2 separate regions of the Homo sapiens genome follow, and region 1 is linked to region 2. A link is an interaction called in ENCODE POLR2A ChIA-PET data of the cell type or tissue named here. Cell type or tissue: OCI-LY7. All regions are shown on one strand. Each heading gives the region's core, and the rest is flanking DNA. Links, peaks and the distances in the headings are about the cores only.

Region 1 (9,956 bases), core at 2,189-6,188, 240 kb after region 2:
AAAATAAATAAATAACATAAAAAGATTCTCCTTTGAGAGAATCGCTTGAACCCAGGAGGCAGAGGCTGCAGTGAGTCGAGATTGCACCACTGCACTCTAGCCTGGGTGACAGAGTGAGACTCTGCTCAAAAAATAATAATAATAAATAAATAAAAAAGATTCCTCCTTCCAGGAGCCAAGAACTAGGAATTTCAAGCTGCAATCTTGCTTTTTAAGCATGGTTATATATGGGGGGTCAGCAGAATGTGTGAAAATTATTGAAAAGTAAAGCATGAGATGTGACTGAGCTCTTGAGAGCAGACCACTTTCCCCTTCTTAAAACGTTTTTTTTTTCCCTGACCCCTGTCTGAGATACAGGCTCTCCTGGTTCGGCCCACCTTGCCCATCACTCTGCTGGGTCCCCACTCGCGCCCTGCACCTGAGGTTAGAGGGCACATAAGTCTCGGGGACCTGCCCTTTGATATCTACAAGACCCTGTCCTCAGGGGATCCCATCGACTCTCGTGGCTTAAAATACCATCCACAGAAGGATGGCGTCTATATTTATATTAACCCAAATATTCAACTGAATATTCAACATCTCTACTTGGAAAGACATCTCCGGCTTCACATGGCTTCAAAAGAGAACTGTTGACCCCTCCCACACACACCGCCTGCACCACCAATCCCAGTCCCCCTGTCACCTCGGGAAATGGCGTCACCACCCAGGGGCTGCTCAGGCTAAAACCTAGGTGTGCCCTGGGGCTCCCCCTCCTCTCCCCCGACATGCCTGGTCCACCAGCAAGCCCGTCCTTCCTCCTGGATACACCTGGGCTCCCAGCTACACGCTGTCACCTTGGCCCAAGCCACTGTCATGGCCACCCCACCACCACTTCCGTTCTTGGCTGCCTTCTGTCCATTCTCTTTCCCCAGCGGCCTCAGTTTTATTTCTAACGAATGCAGTTCAGATCTTTCCGTCTCCCTGCTAGACCCTCTGATGTCTTTCCATCCAACCTTCCACATTCTGTGACCCCACGTCGCCCTCACTGGCTGGGCCACGGCCCCTCTAGCCCCGGTCTTCACCCTTGAACCTGCCTAGCCTCTGTCCTCCTCCTCTGCGCCCCGTGGCTTCTTCCACTTTCTTCCACCTGGCTCACCCGGAATTCCAGCTACTTGTGCTCTTCCTGTCACACATTGCCTGGTGTGTCATTTCCATCTCTGTCTACCTTTCCCTCCTAGAATGCCATTCCCATGAGAGCACTTTCAGGCCACTTCACGGCGTACGTCCAGCCCCAGGCACAGAGCCCGGGGTATCATAGGTGCACAGTAAACATCTGTTGATGGGCTGGCTGGATTCTATGTGGGAAGCATAATGACCAGTGGTCACAAATTACTGGGGCCAGAGGGGCGCTGCCTGGTGTTAACCGCCTGGTGCCTGCCCTACCTTTAAAGCCAAGAGTGTCCATTTAATGAGCAAGAAGCAGAAATCCTGGGCAAGCAGTGCAGATGTAGGCTCTCGGGAACATGTTGACCACTCAGAAAACCTTCCAGGAGGTGAGTACCAGGAGATGGAGGTGCTCTAGACTGTGATGCTGGGAAAGGATTGTGGGCTAGAAAAAGGGCTCCCTAGGGCCGGCATATGGGCCACTGGGTGGAAGAGGGGCTCTGAGACCCTCACCCTGGAGCAGGTCATCACCCACACCGAAGGAATGAAGCGTGAATTCGGTCACGCTTAAAATGTTGAATTGTTGGCAAAAGCCCAAGTTAATGAAATAGCATGGAAAATGGATGTGATGAGATTTTTGAATTGTAATTAGATTAACATTGTCACTAGTTATCAGTCTGATATATCTTATAAATCAAACGTTGGGTTGATTTATCTTTTATCACTTCTAGGGACTTACTCCTAACAGTAACTCACAAACCAGCCCCAAATCAGAGCTGGTAGGATGGGCTCCCAGCTATCTTTAGGAGGTTTGTTGGTTTGGGGAAGACAGCTCCCCCTTGGCAGGGCTCAGGTGTTTTCTTTCTTTTTTCTTTTTTTTTTGAGACGGAGTCTTGCTCTGTCATCCAGGCTGGAGTGTAGTAGCACAATGTCGGTTCACTGCAACCTCCACCTCCTGAGTTCAAGCAATTCTCATGCCTCAGCCTCCCGAGTAGCTGGCACTACAGGTGCCCACCACCATGCCCAGCTAATTTTTGTATTTTTAATAGAGATAGGGTTTTACCATGTTAACAGGCCAGGCTGGTCACGAACTCCTGACCTTAGGTGATCCACCCGCCTTGGCCTCCCAAAGTGCTGGGATTACAGGCGTGAGCCACCGTGTCCGGCTGGGTGTTTTATTTCTTCGTCTGTTATTCAGGAACTTTGTTTCCAGCGCTGTGAGTATGAGTACAGGCCCAGGGCTGGGTGACAGAGTGCGGAGAGCGGGGCCCTACCCTTGAGCTGTTTCTGGAAGGGCTCCCAGCCAGCACCGGGCTTAGGGAGCAGTGCCCTGCAGTGTCATTCTGGGCCAGGGAGGTTGTGATGAATATTATTCTCAACAGAGGGTCCCCAGGGCAGTGATGCCACTACTCAGGATCTTACAGAAGAAGAACCTTCAGGCTGGGTGTGGGGGCTCACACCTGGAATCCCAGCACTTTGGGAGGCCAAAGTGGGAGGATTGCTTGAGCCCAGGAGTTCGAGACCAGCCTGGGCAACATAGCAAGACCCTGTTTCTCCAAAAAAAATGTTTAAAAAGTAGCTGAGCATGGTGGCATGCACCTGTGGTCCCAGCTACTGGGGAAGCTGAGGTGGGAGGATTGCTCCACCCGAGAGGTCGAGGCTGCAGTCAGCTGTGATTGTGTCACTGCAGTCCAGCCTGGGCGACAGAGGGAGACCCTGTTTCCAATTAAAACAATAAAAATCTTCATTTTGAAGAATCTGACCAGTTCTCTACCTGGCACTTGAGTGAAAAATGACACAATCCAAAGTAGGTGGCAGATTGGTTCTCACTCAGGCAGACCCTGGAGACACCTCTCCCGCTTCTGACTCAGGGGAGAGTGCGGTGACATAAACCACCTTCTTCTGCTCTAGGCCAGCTTGTAACTGTTCAGCCAGCCAGCCGTCTCCTAACTCTGTGACCCCCGGCCCAAGAACAGGGCTCCTGAAGGCCCCGAGAACCAGCCCGCCGTCCGCACGGATGTACCTGGAAGCCACAGTGCCCCACACCCCGTGGGACTTTCTCCCGAACACAGCACCTGCGCTTCCTGACTCCTCTCTCTGAATCTGGCCTTTGAGTTCAATGTCCTGGGAACTTAACTCTAGGGATGCTCTTTCCCCCTTTAGCTACCGAGTCACATGCTGCGTCTTTGGAAATTTCAGGCAATATTTAGTTTGGTGCAAAAGTCATTGTGGTTTTTGCAATTAATTGCAAAAATAATAAATGGAAAAATGAATTTGTGGACATCAGGCTTGCCTAGGGAGATGACCTAGGGAGAGGCCTCTTTTGGCATAGCTCCTGAACAGGGAGAGGTCCTGACATGAATACCCCCCGTTTTGTGAATCCTGAGCCAGTACTGTGTCCCCGGCCCCCTCCTCCCCCAACCTATACACACGCCTCACTTTCCCTTGCAGGACGTTTTCTACCACAGTTCCTCTCTCCTGACATAGTATGTGTTTGTTTCTTACTTGTCTTGCCGCATGAGGATGTAAGTTGCCTGAATTCAAAAACATGTCTTCTTTTTTGTGAATGAAAGAGTGGCTGGCATGTAGCAGGTACTGAAATTATTTGTAGAGTGAATGATAAATCTCAGTTCAGGGCACTCAGTGTGGCCTGGGCTACGTGGAATAGCCAATTGGTGGCCACAGAGAGTGGCCAGCCATTCCCAGGCTGGCAATGTGAGTCTTAGCCACTCTCTTTTACAGATAATGTGCTTATTAAAATGATATCCCAGGCATTCCCCAGTGGTGTTTGAATCGTGAATGCAAATGTCAGAGGCTCTGAAGTTTAAAGTCTTTTTTTTTTTTTGAGACGGAGTCTCGCTCTGTCGCCCAGGCTGGAGTACAGCAGTGCGATCTCGGCTCTGCAACCTCCGCCTCCCTGGTTCAGGCGATTCTCCTGCCTCCGTCTCCTGAGTAGCTGGGATTACAGGCAAGCACCACCACGCCCAGCTAATGTTTGTATTTTTAGAAGAAACGGGGTTTCACCATGTTGGCCAGGCTGGTTTTGAACTCTTGACCTCAAGTGATCTGCCGCCTTGGCCTCCCAAAGTGCTGGGATTACAGGCGTGAGCCACCGCACCTGGCCAGGTTTCAAGTCTTGACTCTAATAAAACCAGGGAGGTTTCGCTCAGCCACATAAGTGGGAGGGAAAATTAACTGTTGCTTTCTGTATTCACCAAGATGGCCTAAAATAAGCAAGCAGAAAAGGGAAGAAAGAAAACCAAACCCATGAGGTTGTCCAAGTCGATCTTGGCAGGTATTTTCTTGCCTGTTGATTGCTAGAGTTTCCCTCTACCTGCATTGCAGGCTGAAATGTATGACTCAGCCCTGACCAATAACATAGCAGTAAAAAGTAGTTTCCCCTGAGAGCTTTCTCTTCCTCCATAGCTGTGACTGCTGACATCTTCCACTGTAAGTGAGAAAAGTTGAGTGTGCCCTGCTGCCTCGTTTTTCTCACCAAGGTGTTATGAGCTGGTAGGGAAGGCCAGGAGCTAGGGCAGCAGCTTTAGAATTAGTGCAAGAGACAGGAGGACAAGTCACTGGGTCTCCTGAATTTCCTCACCTGCAAAACAGGGACAGTTTTTAAATTTCTTTTTTTTTTCTTTTTTTCTTTTTTGTTTGAGATGGAGTCTTGCTCTGTCGCCCAGGCTGGAGTACTGTGTTGTGATCTTGGCTTACTGCAACCTCTGCCTCCCAGGCTTAGGTGATTCTCATGCCTCAGCCTCCTGAGTAGCTGGGATTACAGATGCGGGCCACCATGCCCGGCTAATTTTTGTATTTTTAGCAGAGATGAGGTTTCACCATGTTGGTTAGGCTGGTCTTGAACTCCTGGCCTGAAACGATCTGCCTGCCTCGGCCTCTCAAAGTGCTGGGATTACAGGTGTGAGCCAACAGGGACTTTTTTTTTTTTATTATACTTTAAGTTCTAGGATACATGTGCACAACGTGCAGGTTTGTTACATATGTATATATGTACCATGTTGGTGTGCTGCACCCATTAACTCGTCATTTACATTAGGTATATCTCCTAATGCTATCCCTCCCCCCTCCCCCCACCCCATGACAAGCCCCGGTGTGTGATGTTCTCCTTCCCCAACAGGGACAGTTTTAATCAATCCCCTTTCTGGGTGGTGTCAGGACACCCACAGAGGTGTGGGTCTAAGCGCTTTGTGAGTGTCCACGTCCTGTGCCTAAGGAAAGCACTAGTCATTCATTCATTCACCCAACAGTTCCTGACGGCCCACCTCAACAGGAAGGAATATTATACAGCCACTAAAATGTAAAATCACCAGTGCTGTTCAGAAGGACGGAGATGTTTATGTCATTGGCTGTGTGACCAAAAGAAAAAGTTCTGCTGGGGATGTGGGATGGGCATATACGTGTTTTGAATATAAGATCTTTCTTTAATGCTGTTATATTTGGTCTCCATAAAATAATTATTCTTTGGGTGACAACCTCTTAGAAAAAGAAAGACAAAAGCAGCTATTTGCATAAACCTCAGCCCAGGTGTGGTCTCCAGCCCCAGGAAACTTCTCTAACACCCCTCCCATCCTCCCACCAGTGGTTCCTCCCTCGGTGGCATGAGGTGGTTCAGTTTTTTTCCTCTGTGCCCACCCTGGGGTGCCCTGGGCCCATGGCCACTGACTGCAGTGAACAATTATGTGTGAGTCTGTTAGTTCATTTGCATTGCTATAAAGAAATACCCGAGGCTGAGTAATTTATGAAGAAAAGAGGTTTACTTGGCCCATGGTTCTGCAGGTTGTACAAGAAGCATGACGCCAGCATCTGCTGCTGGTGAGGCCTCAGGAAGCTTCCAGTCATGATGGAAGGCAAAGAGGACTTGACATATCACATGGGGAGAGAGAGAGTGAGAAGGGGGAGGTCCCAGACTCTTTTAAACAACCAGATCTCACAAGAACTCAGAGCAAGAATTCACTCATTACCAGGAGGTGGGCACCAAGCCATTCATGAGCAATCTGCCCTCATGGCCCAAACACCTCCCACCAGGCCCCACCTCCAACACTGGGGATCACATTTCAACATGAAATTTGGAGGGGACACTAGCCGGGTGTGGTGGCATGTACCTGTAATCTCAGTTACTCAGGAGGCTGAGGCAGGAAAATCGCTTGAACCCGGGAGGCAGAGGTTACAGTGAGCTGAGATTGTGCCACTGCACTACAGCCTGGGTGACAGAGCTGAGACTGCACCACTGCACTCCAGCCTGGGTGACAGAGCAAGACTCTGTCCCCCCCCAAAAAAAAAAAAATATATATATATATATATATATATATATATATATATATATACACACACACATATATATATGTGTGTGTGTGTGTGTGTGTGTGTGTTAGGGGACAGATGTCCAAAGTGTGTCAGTGTCCATCATGGCTATTAGACTGTCAGGCATTGAATATGGGCCCATGTTTTATTTCTCTTTATTTCCTCATTGTTGAACACATGGGTGTGCCTCCTATGGATGGGACCAGTGGCTGACTCACCTTTCCAAACTTGCATCCTGATGATCTGTAAAGTGTACCCACCCTGTAAGATTGTCGTGGGACAATGTAGATAAAAACCTCGATATACAGCCTAGTACACAAAGGACGGTGTAAATATTCTCTTCCGTGCTTCGTAGATTTCATTTTTGAACGCTCAGATTGTTCTCCGGCAAAAAAAAAAAAAAAAAAAAGTGCTTGCAGTGAGAACCTGCCCTGCACTCTCAGGCGAGCTGTTGGGTGCAAGTCCTGCAGGACTGAGCTCTGAAGGCCACCCACACCCTGGGTTGTGCTTGGATGATGGCATCCCTCCTGGCACAAGCGCAGATGGGCAGTCGGGAGGGAACATCAGCCTGGGAAAACTAGATGTCAGTGAAAAATGCTGGAGGTGGCTGGCGTTCGCAAAACTCAGTCGTAAAAAACAGCACGTTCTCAGTACAAAATGAGCACTGTTAAAAATAAACCGCGCAAGAAGAAATATATGAATACGAGGGCATGGCAAACAGTTTTGCAAGGTATTAAGATCGCATTAATCTTAATTTTATTATATATTAAAGTTTCTAACTTTTCAAATAATGCAGTTTTCGTTGTTTTAAAACGTCTGAGAATTATAGAGCTATTTGGTGTGGCTCTCAGGCAAGGACTCCTGCCATTTATTGGGGCCCTGGTTTTATTTAATAGCCAGATGAATGGAATAGTTAATAAAAGAAATATTGCTTTATTCCCTGACATTTATGTCCTTGGTTTCCAATAAAGAATTGAAATTATGAATAGTTGATGGTTTAAATTGATGTTTTATGTTGAACGCTAGCTATAATTTGCCCTCTGAGGATTGTAATACCGAGAAACAGATGGTTTCTCACAGTAACAAATTGCTATGTGTATACACGCTATAGTCTTGGCTTTCAGATACTTTCACCTTTGGTTCTGAGCTGCTCTGCAGACGGGAGAGGGGGGTCGTGCGGGGAGATCAGCCTCTGGAGGAAGGGGTTTCCTGCCCTGTGGGGGAGACACAGACAGGCCCTGGGGGTTCAGGGAAACTGGGGAAATGTAGCTAGCCTGGCATGGTGTCAGTACCTGGGGCCAAGAGGAGCGTTCTGTCCACGATCATGGTGGCAGCTGCAAGGTAGTGCCTGCAGGACTGCTGTGCATGTGGCTGTTTGACACCATGCCGTGCTGCAAACTCCACATCTTCCTAGAACAACCAGGAGAATGCCGTGGAGACTTGTTGCCAGATTTTTGCAGTTGCCCTGCAGTGGAGAGGTTAAGAGCTTGGACTCCGGAGCCAGGTGGCTGGGCCACTTTGGGGGAAGTTTCCCAAATTCCCACATCTCAGTTTCCTCATCTGTAAAATGTGCATAAGAGCAAAAGCCACCACCCTGTTTTGAGGATTCAGTAAAACCATCCCTCTAACACAACACTGAGCCCAGTGCCGGGTATGGTGTCAGTGTCTGCCAGGTAATGGTGTAACGAAAATTACAAAGCAGATTGATGTGGTGTGATTCTTGACGTTACAAAAGCTTCCTTGTTTTTCAGAGGGAGTTCCCACAGGGGTTCTTTAGACAGGCAGTGCATTAAGGTTGCAGAAATTTACTTTCCAGAAGGTTTTAAAGGAACGCAGCTTCAATGGCAGCAAGGTACCTGAAACAGGAACCCTTCCAGAGTGTCTCTGTTTTGTTGGCCTTTGAGACCTGCCGCTTCTGACTGCGGGGACCTGGGCTGCCCCAGATCTGTCTGTCAGAAGCCTGGAGTTGTTAAGCTGGTGAAATTTAACACCACTGTAAAGAGCCCCTCACAGACAATTCAGGAACGCTTACAGATAGAAACCGGTCCTGGTTTTAAGGTGTAATTTTGCACAAGTGTTAACAACAAGAGATGGAATTGGTAACGAGGCACTGGGGTCGGATCTTCATATTTTTGTCACATTTCATCGGTGAGATCAGTAGGTCTGTCTCCCCTAAGAGGAGTGTGGAATTTAGTGTTTTTCCTTTTTTGGGCTGTGACCCAAGAGCTTGTTTTCAAGATATGTATTTATTTAGAATACAAGGCTCTTTTCCATAAGGAAAGAAAATGTTACAGAAATGAGCTCTCAGTTAATTGAATAAGAAACCTGTTCGTCTCATGACTCACTTAAGAGAGAGCTGGCAGCCCTTCCTGAATGCCTATTACAGGCGGCACTGTGTCCTTTTACTTAATCTTCCCAAGGAGGATGAGGGTTGCAGGCTCCCCAGGCCCATCGCTGTGTTGGTGAGTGACAGAGCCTCTGTAAAGGAATGGGGATGAGCTCTGAGCCCTTTTCCCGTGGGCTCTGCTGCCTGGAGGCATGCCCTCCCTCGGCTTGTCTTCCAGCTCTCGCACAGAACCAAGTGTTAACTGGTGGTGGTTTGGAGACGAGAGGAAATGGACCGTAAGGACCATTGAGTTGGCATAAGGAGACCAGGGCCCAACTCCGGACCCTACCAGAGCAGAGTCTTTCTCCTCTGTAATGTGAGACTGTAGAGCTCTAGAATGTTCCTTCTCCAACTCAGAGCTGATGCTGTCAGGGCCCTGCTGCAGGGTCCTTCAGTGGCTCCCTGTGGCCTGAAGGACAAGCCAGCTCCTGCCCTGGAAGCCGTGGGGATGTGGTCCTAGCCTGTGCTCCTGCCTCGCTCACCTCCCTGGAACACCAGGGCCACCTCTCTGGGCTCCTCCTGTGCCCCAGTCTGCTCCTGCCACCCCTGTCCCACCGTGCTTCCTCCCTCCCTGTGCCTCAGCTCAGGCCTTGCCACCTGGAGCTCTGACCTCGTCCGTCTTGGAATGAGGCACCTGCATGGGTAGCCCATGGGTAGAGTTGCAGTCATCTGTTTGCTTTCGATTCACTCCCGCATCCCGACACAGTGCCCAGCACATCATCGATGAATGAGTGTGGGGCAAATGCTTGCACAGAAGTCCGTGCGTGAGCCACGACGGTAAACAGAGGCGCTCCTCTTGTCCTAATGTGGAACTCCCCAAGCTACGGGAAAGGGGTGCATATGGACCGCTGCTCACTCACGGCTCAGATACTTCCACGGTAATGGGTTGGCGACAGTGACTCAGCTTCTCATAGGTTCAAGCGGAAGAAATGGTGAGTCCTGGAGCACTGCTTGCTTTGAAGTCTGTTTCAGACTAGGGTCATGTTTCAAAGTTTTTGAATTTCTTTTTTATTCAAAAGACATTTGATGAGTTGACTATTGGGGGAACCTTGACCCCGGTGACTCCGTGGGACAGGGGATACCCCCGGGGTCCCTTATAAGCCTG
Region 2 (9,956 bases), core at 3,802-7,801:
TCTACACAGTTTGATGTCAGATTGGGTGGGGAAGGTGAGGGAGAGGGTGATGTCAAGAAGGACTCCAAGGCTTCTGGCCTGAGCCCTGGGTGGAGGGCGGGGACATATCCTGAGAGGAGAGAGCCTGAGTTGAGTTTGGGACACGGGGAGTTGAACATGCCCTTGAGACATCCAAGTACAGGTCCCAGGGACAGCAGGGTATGCACCGTGACAGAAGGGACTCAGTGAGTGGGTGCTATTGTGAGGGCGGGTCTGCTATCCTTGGAAACAGAGCTTCGGAGGACCTAAGGGTGAGACCCTCGGGCCAGGGAGACCTGGACAGCCCCAACCCCTTCTTCCTAAGTCCCAGTACTCCCAAGTCTAGGGGAAATCTGGAGTCTTCCAAGGACTTGGTTCTAACACAGTGGTGCACATTCCTGCAATTTTCAGGGAGAGAAGGGGCCCAGAGGGATGGAGCCAGCCTGGGCTGACTCCAGGGAGGAGGAAGAGGAGGAGGAGGAGGAGGAGGAGAGGCACAGAGTGTGGCCTGGAAGCCCCTTCCTCAGTCTGTTTGCACAGCTGTCCAGGCCTGGCTGGGCAGGGAGGGAGTGAGTCATGGGTTTCCGGTTCACCAACCCCCACCTCCAGGGCAGGACAAGGTGCCTGCAGGTACAGAGTTTGGTGATGAAGTCTCCCCTGGGGAAGCTCCTCCTCTCTCCCTCCTCCCCAGCCCTTTGATCACACCTCTAGGGGTTGTTTTAGCTTTGTTTTTTGGCTTTTTGTGTTTGGTTTTTAGAGACAGGGTCTTGCTCTGTTGCCCAGACTGGAATGCAGTGGTGTGATCATAGCTCACTGCAGCCTCCAACTCCTGGGCTCAAGCCATCCTCCAGCCTCAGCATCCCAAGTAGCTGGAACTGTAGGCACACGCCACCACACTTGGCTAATTTTTTAATTGTTATTTTTTGTAGAGACGAGGTCTCGCTATGTTGCCCAGACTGGTCTGGAACTCCTAGCCTCAAGCGATCCTCCTGCCTTGGCCTCCCAAAGAGCTGAGATTATAAATGTGAGCCATCACACCTGGGCAATCCCCGTTTCATGGTTTAAAAGGAAGACTCGGGGCCCAGTGCAGTGGCTCATGCCTGTAACCCCAGCAGTTTGGGAGGCCAAGGTGGGCAGATCACCTGAGCTCAAGAGTTCGAGACCAGCCCGGCCAACGTGGCAAAACCCCATCTCCATTAAAAATACAAAAATTAGCCGGGCATGATGGCACATGCCTATAATCCCAGGTACTTGGGAGGCTGAGGCAGGAGAATTGCTTGAACCCAGGAGACGGAGGCTGCAGTGAGCCAAGATTGCACCACTGCACTCCAGCCTGGGTGTCAGAGTGAGACTCCAACTCAAAAAAAAAAAAAAAAAAAAGGTGGATTCGGGAAGGTCAAGTGACTTCCCAAGGGCATTAGGCATCTCTGTGCTGGGCCTGCCTGACCCCAGGTCTCTGCTCCTGTCCACTGTGCCCTCACAGGATACCTCTCAGAAGTGAGAGAACTCTCTAGGTAGGAGCCAGAAAAGCATCGGAGGAAATTTCTCTCCCAGACCCATGATTTGGTTACTCCTCTCCTCAGCCCTGCCAACAGCCCCAAGGTGCACAGAGACCTTGCTTCTGAGACTCTGGCCAAGCTGGCTCTGAGAGTGAAAGGCTCAGTCTCTCTCGCCTGGGGAAGAAACATGCAGGCTTTAGAATCATGCAAGTAACCGTTTACCCACTTGGCTTCCTGTTAGGTTGTGTTTTTTTTTTCTTCCTTCCCCCAAGGGATGTCTCTTATCTGAAGGTTCTTAGGGGCTTTTGGTGCTGGGCTGTTTACCAATGGGTGACTGTTAGTGTCAGAACCAGCCTCTTGGGAAGAGTGAGGTGAAGAAAAGCAAGACCAGGTGAGCCCTTGGTCATCCACACAGCCACAGGAGTACAGGCTGGATGGGACAAGCACGCCCTGGGCAGTGAAGGACCATGGCCACATCCAGCTCTCCTGCCAATTTCAGGCTCCGTCTTCCAAACAGGGCGCGATTTAGCCAAGTGAAAGTGAGTTGGTGGCTGGGCGTGGTGGCTTAAACTGGTAATCCCAGCACTTTGGGAGGTGGAGGCAGAAGGATCACTTGAGGCCAGGAGTTGAGATCAGCCTGGGCAACATAGTGAGATCCCACTCTATAAAAAATTATAAAGTTAGCCAGGCGTGGCTACACAAGCCTGTAGTCCCAGCTACTTGGGAGGCTGAGGAGAGAGGATCACTTGAGCCCAGGAGTTTCAAGCTGCAGTGAGCCATAATTGCGCCACTGCACTCCAGCCTGGGCAACAGAGGGAGGTCCTGTCTCTTCAAAACAACACATTTAAAACATTTCACCTGTAATCCTACCACTTTGGGAGGCCAAGGCAGGTGGATCACCTGAGGTCAGGAGTTCGAGACCAGCCTGGCCAACATGGTGAAACCCCATCTCTACTGAAAATACAAAAATTAGCTGGGTGTGGTGGCTGGCACCTGTAATCCCAGCTACTCAGGAAGCTGATGCAGGAGAATCACTTGAGAGGGGGCGGAGGCAGAGGTTGCAGTGAGCTGAGATCATGCCACTGCACTCCAGCCTGGGCAACAGAGGAAGACTCTGTCTCAAAAATAAAAAATAAAATAAAAATAAAACGTTAGAACAGTGCTTGGTACACAGTGATGGCTCAGTAGATGTGAGCCAGTTATGAGTACTTAAAGCATAGCCTGTGCAAAGAGGCCGTGCTTCTAGCTTCACCTTTCCAACAGCATCTTTCCAGAACTTTCTATCTCCTGGTGGGCAAGGACCGTGAGAAACACCATAACCTGGAGAGGAATTCTGGGTCTCAAGATGGCTCCAGTTGTGCCTGTCTTAGGCAAGTGGGGTGGTGTGTGTGTGAGGGTGAGGGGTCCCAGGAAGGGTCCCCACACTTCACTCCTGCACCTCTCGCTCCCCACAGCCCCCCTCCCCTTTTCTAACTCCAAAAAGCCCAGAGGCCCAGCCGTGTTTGGAGAAGGAGGGGGGCCCTGAAGCTTGGGCCACCTTCAAAGTGACTGCAGGGAGGAAGATGTGGACACTAGACTACGTACTGACCACTCTGAGAAGGAAGCCCGCGGGGGAAGGTGGATGGGCGGTGGGCGTCACGGCAAAGGGGTTTAGGGGAGACAGGGATGTCTGTGAGCTGTGGGAGGTGCACACTGAAGACCCAAGAGGTGAGAATGGATGGAACTGCCCCTGAGAAGGGGGACAGGGGTCCCCTCCTCCCCTGAGAAGGAACAAACCGTTGCACTTGTCGGCAGGGCCCTGAGAAGTGGAAAGTGGATTTGATCTTCCTTAGACCATCACGTACCCGCAGCACCCTAGAATGTAAACAGGGCTGGGAATGCGATGACCAGGTCCTGGTACCTTAAGGGCTGGTACCTCTACCTCCATCGGGACCTGGTGCCAGAAATAAGAAGATTCTTAGACTATCCCCACTGGAGGCTGGGCGCAGTGGCTCAGCCTGTAATGTCAGCACTTTGGGAGGCCTAGGCGGACAGGTCACTTGAGGCCAGGAGTTCAAGACCAGCCTGGCCAACATGGTGAAACCCCTCTACTAGAAATACAAAAATTAGCCGGGCATGGCGGCGGGGGTCTGTAATCCCAGCTACTCGAGAGGCTGAGGCAGGAGAATCACTTGAACCCGGGAAGCGGAGGTTGCAGTGAGCCGAGATTGTGCCACTGCACTCCAGCTGGGACGACAAGAATGAGACTCCATCTAAACAAAATAATAAATAAAAAATAAAAATAATAAAAGAATATCCCCACTGGAAGGGTCCTGCAAGGCCAGCCACGAATCTGTACAAGTCCTCGGACAGACTGAGAAACTGAGGCTCAGAGAAGCGGCCCCCACCCCATCGGAGCGTCCCAGCTCCACGCGCGCGCCTGGCAGGGGGCGCCCTTCCCCGCCGCGCGTGCCGGGCAGGGTCCCCCAAGGAGAAATCCCTCTTAAAAGAGTTTTTCCTTTCGCGTGAACTCGCCGCCTGCATCCAGCAGCGCGGTCTCCAAGGTGAACCTCGCACAAATGCGTTGCAGATGTACGTCCTTCCATTTCTGGCTACCGCGGAGCTGCTCGGGAGCGGCGGCGGCGTCCCCAGAGCGATCCAGCCCGCGTTTTCCGTTCCGCCCGCCAACTTTTGCAAGCTGTAGTTATTTGATAATGATTTTTTTTTCAAACCTCTCCCAATAATTGTTATCCTCCCCGCCCGGTGCAGCTCAGGTGATGGGCACAGACGGCAACGCAGCCGCCGCCGCCGCCTCCTCCTCCTCCTCGTCCTCCTCCTCCTCCTCCTCCGGGTGCGCTAGGCTCTGGCTCCAGCCCAGGGGGAAGAGCCACAGCGGAGGCGCCTTCTGCAAAGGCAGCGGGGACGGCCCCGGAGGCTGAGCCAGAGCGACCCCGGATCCGCCCCCGCCCCCCTCCATGAGGCCTCTCACACCCTCCCCCGGCCCAGGCCACCTCCCCCAAAGCCCACTCTCCGGAGGCCAAGGCTGTCTGGTGAACGGCTAGGGGCTGCTGGGCACAGAGTTCAACGCTGCAAATATTTATTAGACACCTACTGTATTCCCAGGCCCTGAGCAGAGCTGGCCTCCAAAACAAATGAGAACAGCCCTTGCCCTCAGGGAGACTGGGGGACGCCACCCCTAACCTGGGAAGGTGAGAGGGGCTTCCAGGGCAGGGATACCCCCGACAGAACCTGCTCAAAGTGCCAGAGCTAGACAAGGAGGGAAGGCTTGGCTCCGCAGCAAAGCTCAAGGCAGAGCTCCGCCCCTCCCCCATCACCTTCAGCCCTTCCTCCGGTTTCTGCCAAGGGTCATCACTGAAAGCACCCTCAGAGTCTCTTTTAGAAAGCTACGGGTCTCTGCGGTCGTGGTGGCTCACGCCTGTAATCCCAGTACTTTGGGAGGCCGAGGCGGGCGGATCACTTGAGGTCAGGAGTTCGAGACGAGCCTGGCCAACAAGGAGAAATTCCGTCTGTACTAAAAATACAATATTTAGCCAGGTGGGATGGTGTGTGCCTGTAGTCCCAGCTACAGCCCATCGCTTGAACCGGTGATGAGCCGAGGTCGTGTCACTGCGCTCCAACCTGGGCCAGAGCGAGACTCTGTTAAAAAAAAAAAAAAAAAAAAGCTACCGGGCTCAGAAAATGGAGTCATGTAGGTAAGAGTGGAAGCAGGTGGCTGAGAGGCAGGCCCACACTAACTCCTTTTTGGAATCCCTGAGGTGCACACATAAACAGGGGTGGCAGGAGGGCAGGCTGGAGAGGGCCCAGGTGAGCTGCTGACCCCCACGGGACGGGGGGAGGTCACATCTGGGTCTGATGGCTCAGCCACAAGTGGTTTGAAAGGGGCCCTTTGCTGGAGGGAAGTAAGCCCAACCTCAGCTTGGTTACATCCCCAGAAAGCCCGGAGAGTTCTTTTTTTGTTTGTTTGTTTTTGTTTTTTAAGCCTGAGCTCATTTTTTAAGTTTTTAAGTGAATATTCAGTTTTGGTTTAAAGTTTTTAAATGAATACTAAGAGTTTTCGTTAAAGTTTTTTTTACGCATACTAAGTTCTTTCTTTCATTAAGCCTGGGTTGATTTTCAGCTTTTTAATGAATACCATTTTAATTATTTATTTTAAATACTAAGGTTTTGTGTTTTGTTTTGTTTGTTTTTGTTTGTTTATTTGTTTGAGACGAAGTCTTACTCACTCTGTCGCCCAGGCTGGAGTGCAGTGGTGCAATCTGAGCTCCCTGCAACCTCTGCCTCCTGGGTTAAAGTGATTCTCCTGCCTCAGCCTCCCGAGCAGCTGCGATTGCAGTCATGCACCACCATGCCTGGCTAATTTTTGTATTTTTAGTAGAGATGAGGTTTCACCATGTTGTCCAGGCTGGTCTCAAACTCCTGACCTCAAGTGATCCACCCACCTCGGCCTCCCAAAGTGCTGGGATTACAGGCATGAGCCACCGTGCCTGGCCTTAAATGCTAAATTTTTATTTTAATAAGTTTTTAATGAATTCATTTTAAGTTTTTTGGGGGTTTTTTGTGGGGGTCCAGGGGGGACCAGGTCTTGCTGTGTGGTTCTGTCACCCAGGCTGGATGCAATGGCATGATCATAGCTCACTGCAGCCTCACACTGCTGGGCTCAAGTGATCCTTGGTAGTGGCCGGAGTTCTGGGTACCTGGAGGTGGGCAGTGATAGAGGCATTTCCCAGGCAGGAGGTACCACTTAGGTGATGACTGACTCCTGGTGACTCTTTGACCTTGCCTGAACCACGAGTGACTCTGGAGCAGCGAATGTATTATCTCTATCACGCCAACCAAGAGCTGATATAGATAGGGCATTATTGAAGATCCATCTAAGGGCAGATGGAAGAGGGGCCCATGAAGCCACACTCCAAGGTCTAGTTTTCTTGTTGTTTTTTTGGGGGGAGTGGGAGACAATTATGGGTTTTTGTTCTTTGAGGGATTTTGGGGGTTTTGTTGGTTTTTTGGTTGGGTTGTTTGCTTTTGAGACAGGGTCTTGCTGTGTCACCCAGACTGGAGTGCAGTGGCACAATCATGCCTCACTATAACCTCAACCTCCTGGGCTCAAGTGATCCTCCCACCTCAGCCTCCCAAGCAGCTGGGACTACAGGCATGCACTGCCATGCCTGGCTCATTTTTAAATTGTTTTTTAGAGATGGGTTCTCACTATGTTTGCCCAGGCTGGTCCTGGACTCCTGGCCTCAAGAGGCCCTCGGCCTCCCAAAGTGCTGGGATTACAGGTGTGAGCCACACCACAGTTGCCCTCTAAAGTCTAGTTTTATCTTGTGAAGAGTGAGGAGCCGCTATGAGGTGATAAGTCAGTGTCCTTCCAGACCCTTCCAGGAAGCCCACTCCGACTGTTACCCTGGGGTTCACTGGTATCTCTGAGCACCTTGTGCTTCTGAGCCAGGCCCCCGGCTATGGAAGGGGTGGGGGCGATGCTCCTAGAGGTTGGAGGACAGATCATGAATGACAGAACAGTCTGATTTTCCTGGAGGACGCCCCTCCTTAGACAGGGCAAGCCCCCAGCCAGTGCCTCCTCCTTCCCAGCACTCAATGCTCCTCCTCTGCCTCCTTCACCTTTCACTTCCTCTTCCTCCACCTTCTGCTGCTCACCAGAGTCCAACTCACATTTCTTTAAAAACTTAAAATGGGCTAAGTGCATGGTGGCATGCACCTAAAATCCCAGCACTTTGGGAGGCTGAAGCAGGAGGATCGCTTAAGGCCAGGAGTTCGAGGCTGCAGTGAGCTATGATCACACACTGCTGCACTCCAGCCTGGTTGACAGAGATCCCATCTCTAAATATTAATAATAATAGACTGGGTGTGGTGGCTCATGCCTGTCATCCCAGCACTTTGGGAGGCTGAGGAGGGCAGATCACCTGAGGTCAGGAATTCGAGACCAGCATGGCCAACGTGGTAAAACCCTGTCTCTACTAAAAATACAAAAATTAGCCAGGCCTGGTGGCGGGCACCTGTAATCCCAGCCACTCGGGAGCTTGAGGCAGGAGAATCACTTGAACCTGGGAAGCAGAGGTTGCAGTGAGCTGAGATCGTACCACTGCACTCCAGCCTGTGCAACAGACCATGATTCAGTCTCAAAAATTAATAATAATAATAATAAAATAAAGCTTCTTTGATGAACGGATCCAAAATTTTCCGATCAGAAAATCTAGAAAGAAGGTATTTTAATTTCAGCATATGTGTAAGTTTCATGGTTTCAGGGGTGTCCAAGGGAGAGAATACAGTCACAGGCTCTTAGTTTCTGTTTCTGGTTGGGTCAGTAAATCCCCTTCCTCATCCCTCTTTTCCGCTTGTCACTAGAGACAGAAACTAAAAACCATGGTTTCAGGCTGCTAAAAGCCTAAAACAGAACAGAACAACAACAGCCAAACAAGGCAGGTTGGGCAAGCTTGATAGGGTTTAGTATCATTTTTTATTGTTTATTCTGTATGGACAGGGCACATCATCTGCTCATTGTGGGACCTGCGCAAGACCCAGATCAGGGCTACCTCCTCCAGGAAGCCTTCCAGGCTCTACAGGCTGCGTCAGGTCCTATCTGCCGTGCTCCCACAGCCCCTGGGGTCCTCACCATTGCAGTCCTCAATACGCAATATTGGAGTCATTGGTTTACCCATCCCTCTCCCTCATCACGAGCTCCTGGCGGCAGAAACTAGAGTCATTCCTCCCTGCGTCCCCAGCGGTGCAAGCAAGGTGCCAGGAACAGTTAGTGGCACTGAGTCTGAGAAGCAGGCTGGCCTGTGTAAGTTGCCTTCTGCTCCAGCTGTGTCCTGGGTTGTGATGGGATCAGACCGCCTTCTAAGAGGCCCTTTCACAAGCTTGCCACCCTCCCCCACCGGGTTGTGGGACCCTCTTTGGAGCCTCAGAGAAATCCCTTTCTTCCTGTCTCCCTGGACTCAGCCACCACCCTCCCAGCCTGCCGGGAGGGGACTCCCACAGACACCTCCCCTCCCTGTCCAGCCCGGAGGAGGGGGATCAGATGCCGGGCTGGAGGCCCCTTGTCTGCACAGAGGCAGGATTTATCTCAGTTTGGGGAGGTCTGGGGCCCCCAAAGTCCTAGATCATCATTAGTTCCATCAAAGAGGCGGCTGTGATCTCAGAGACAAGATGCATGGTGTTCAAATTGGAAACAGCCTGGTGGGCCGAGGGGCCGCGCTGGGCGGGGAGAGGGTTCGGGCCGCCTCCGGGGGACCCCAGGACACTGGAGGCATCCCACAGACGGTCACAGGAAGAGGAGGAGGAGGAGGAGGAGGAGGGAAGAGAAAACATTCCACTCAGGCTCCAGGGAAGAGAGCCGTGCACAGATGGAGCAAAGCCAAGTCTGCGAGTCAAGGCGACCTCCCCACGGAGGCTGGAGAGAAAGGATGGCCAATTGTACTCACCAGTCACCCCATGAGGGTCCTACTGCGTCCCACCCCGCACCGCAAACCTTCGTGGGCCCTGTCTCACCACCCACAGCAACCCCTGAGAACTAGAAAGTGAAGGAATGCATTGCCTTTGCTTTACAGATGGGGAAACTGAGGCTCGGGTGGGGGGAGGGCAAATGGATGTGCCCTAGATCACCAGGGGTACCTGGCACGGCTGGGGTTCCAGCCCAGGTGCCTGGGTCTCTGGAACTTCACCCTGACTCTGGAAAGCCATAGCAAGGAATTGGTTTTTTTTTTTTTTTTTTTTTTTTTTGAAACGGATTTTTGCTCTTGTTGCCCAGGCTGGAGTGCAGTCTCGCGATCTCAGCTCACTGCAACATCCGCCTCCCGGGTTCGAGCGATTCTCCTCCTCAGCCTCCCAAGTAGCTGGGATTACAGGTGCCCACCACCATGCCTGGCTATTTTTTTTTTTTTTTTTTTTTGTATATTTAATAGAGATGGGGGGCTGGGCACAGTGGCTCATGCCTGTAATCCCAGCACTTTGGGAGGCCGAGGTGGGTGGATCACGAGGTCAGGAGATCAAGACCATCCTGGCTAACATGATGAAACCCTGTCTCTACTAAAAATACAAAAAAATATTAGCTGGGTGTGGTGGCGGGTGCCTGCAGTCCCAGCTACTCGGGAGGCTGAGGCAGAAGAATGGCGTGAACCAGGGAGGCAGAGCTTGCAGTGAGCCGATATCGCGCCACTGCACTCCAGCCTGGGCGACAGAGCGAGACTCTGTCTCAAAAAAAAAAATAGAGATGGGGTTTCACCATGTTGGCCAGGTAGACCTCAGGTGATCTTCCCGCCTTAGCCTCCCAAAGTGCTGGGATTACAGGCGGGAACCACTGTGCTCAGCCAAGGGATTGTTGAGTGTGTACAGTTCTCTATCCTTGTCGCTGCCTGTTAGCGGCTGGCACCGAGACAGCAGTTCGATTTGAAACTTGAGGTTTAAAATAGAGCTGGAGAA

Evidence for each region. ChIA-PET counts read pairs that join two places held together with the same protein. Peaks named below come from ENCODE experiments on the same cell type or tissue, not always from the same donor. Only the 100,000 strongest peaks of a DNase experiment are listed, where the experiment ranks them.
Region 1: POLR2A ChIA-PET joins it to region 2 with 7 read pairs; 1 of 35 experiments calls an interaction of 5 or more read pairs at or near these places.

What each region holds. Positions count from the first base shown.
Region 1 is chr7:101,977,643-101,987,598 of GRCh38, forward strand. The region is part of intron 2 of CUX1 (cut like homeobox 1); the gene reads left to right. Among named protein-coding and RNA genes, the nearest start is that of CUX1, 160 kb to the left of the region's middle. RefSeq lists enhancers at 951-1,592, 4,120-4,239, 4,270-4,379, 7,403-8,315, 7,640-7,799 and 1 more. In OCI-LY7, for the core only: no CTCF peak of the experiment used is centred there; DNase peaks (open chromatin) are centred at 3,650, 4,369, 5,679 and 5,955; H3K4me3 peaks cover 2,212 bases; H3K27ac peaks cover 3,924 bases.
Region 2 is chr7:101,739,381-101,749,336 of GRCh38, forward strand. No RefSeq gene overlaps it. Among named protein-coding and RNA genes, the nearest start is that of CUX1, 73 kb to the right of the region's middle. RefSeq lists enhancers at 1,764-1,843, 1,964-2,033, 3,517-4,460, 5,089-5,609 and a silencer at 4,340-4,459. In OCI-LY7, for the core only: CTCF peaks have their summits at 3,970 and 4,175; DNase peaks (open chromatin) are centred at 4,151, 4,411, 4,831, 5,361 and 2 weaker places; H3K4me3 peaks cover 2,452 bases; H3K27ac peaks cover 3,781 bases.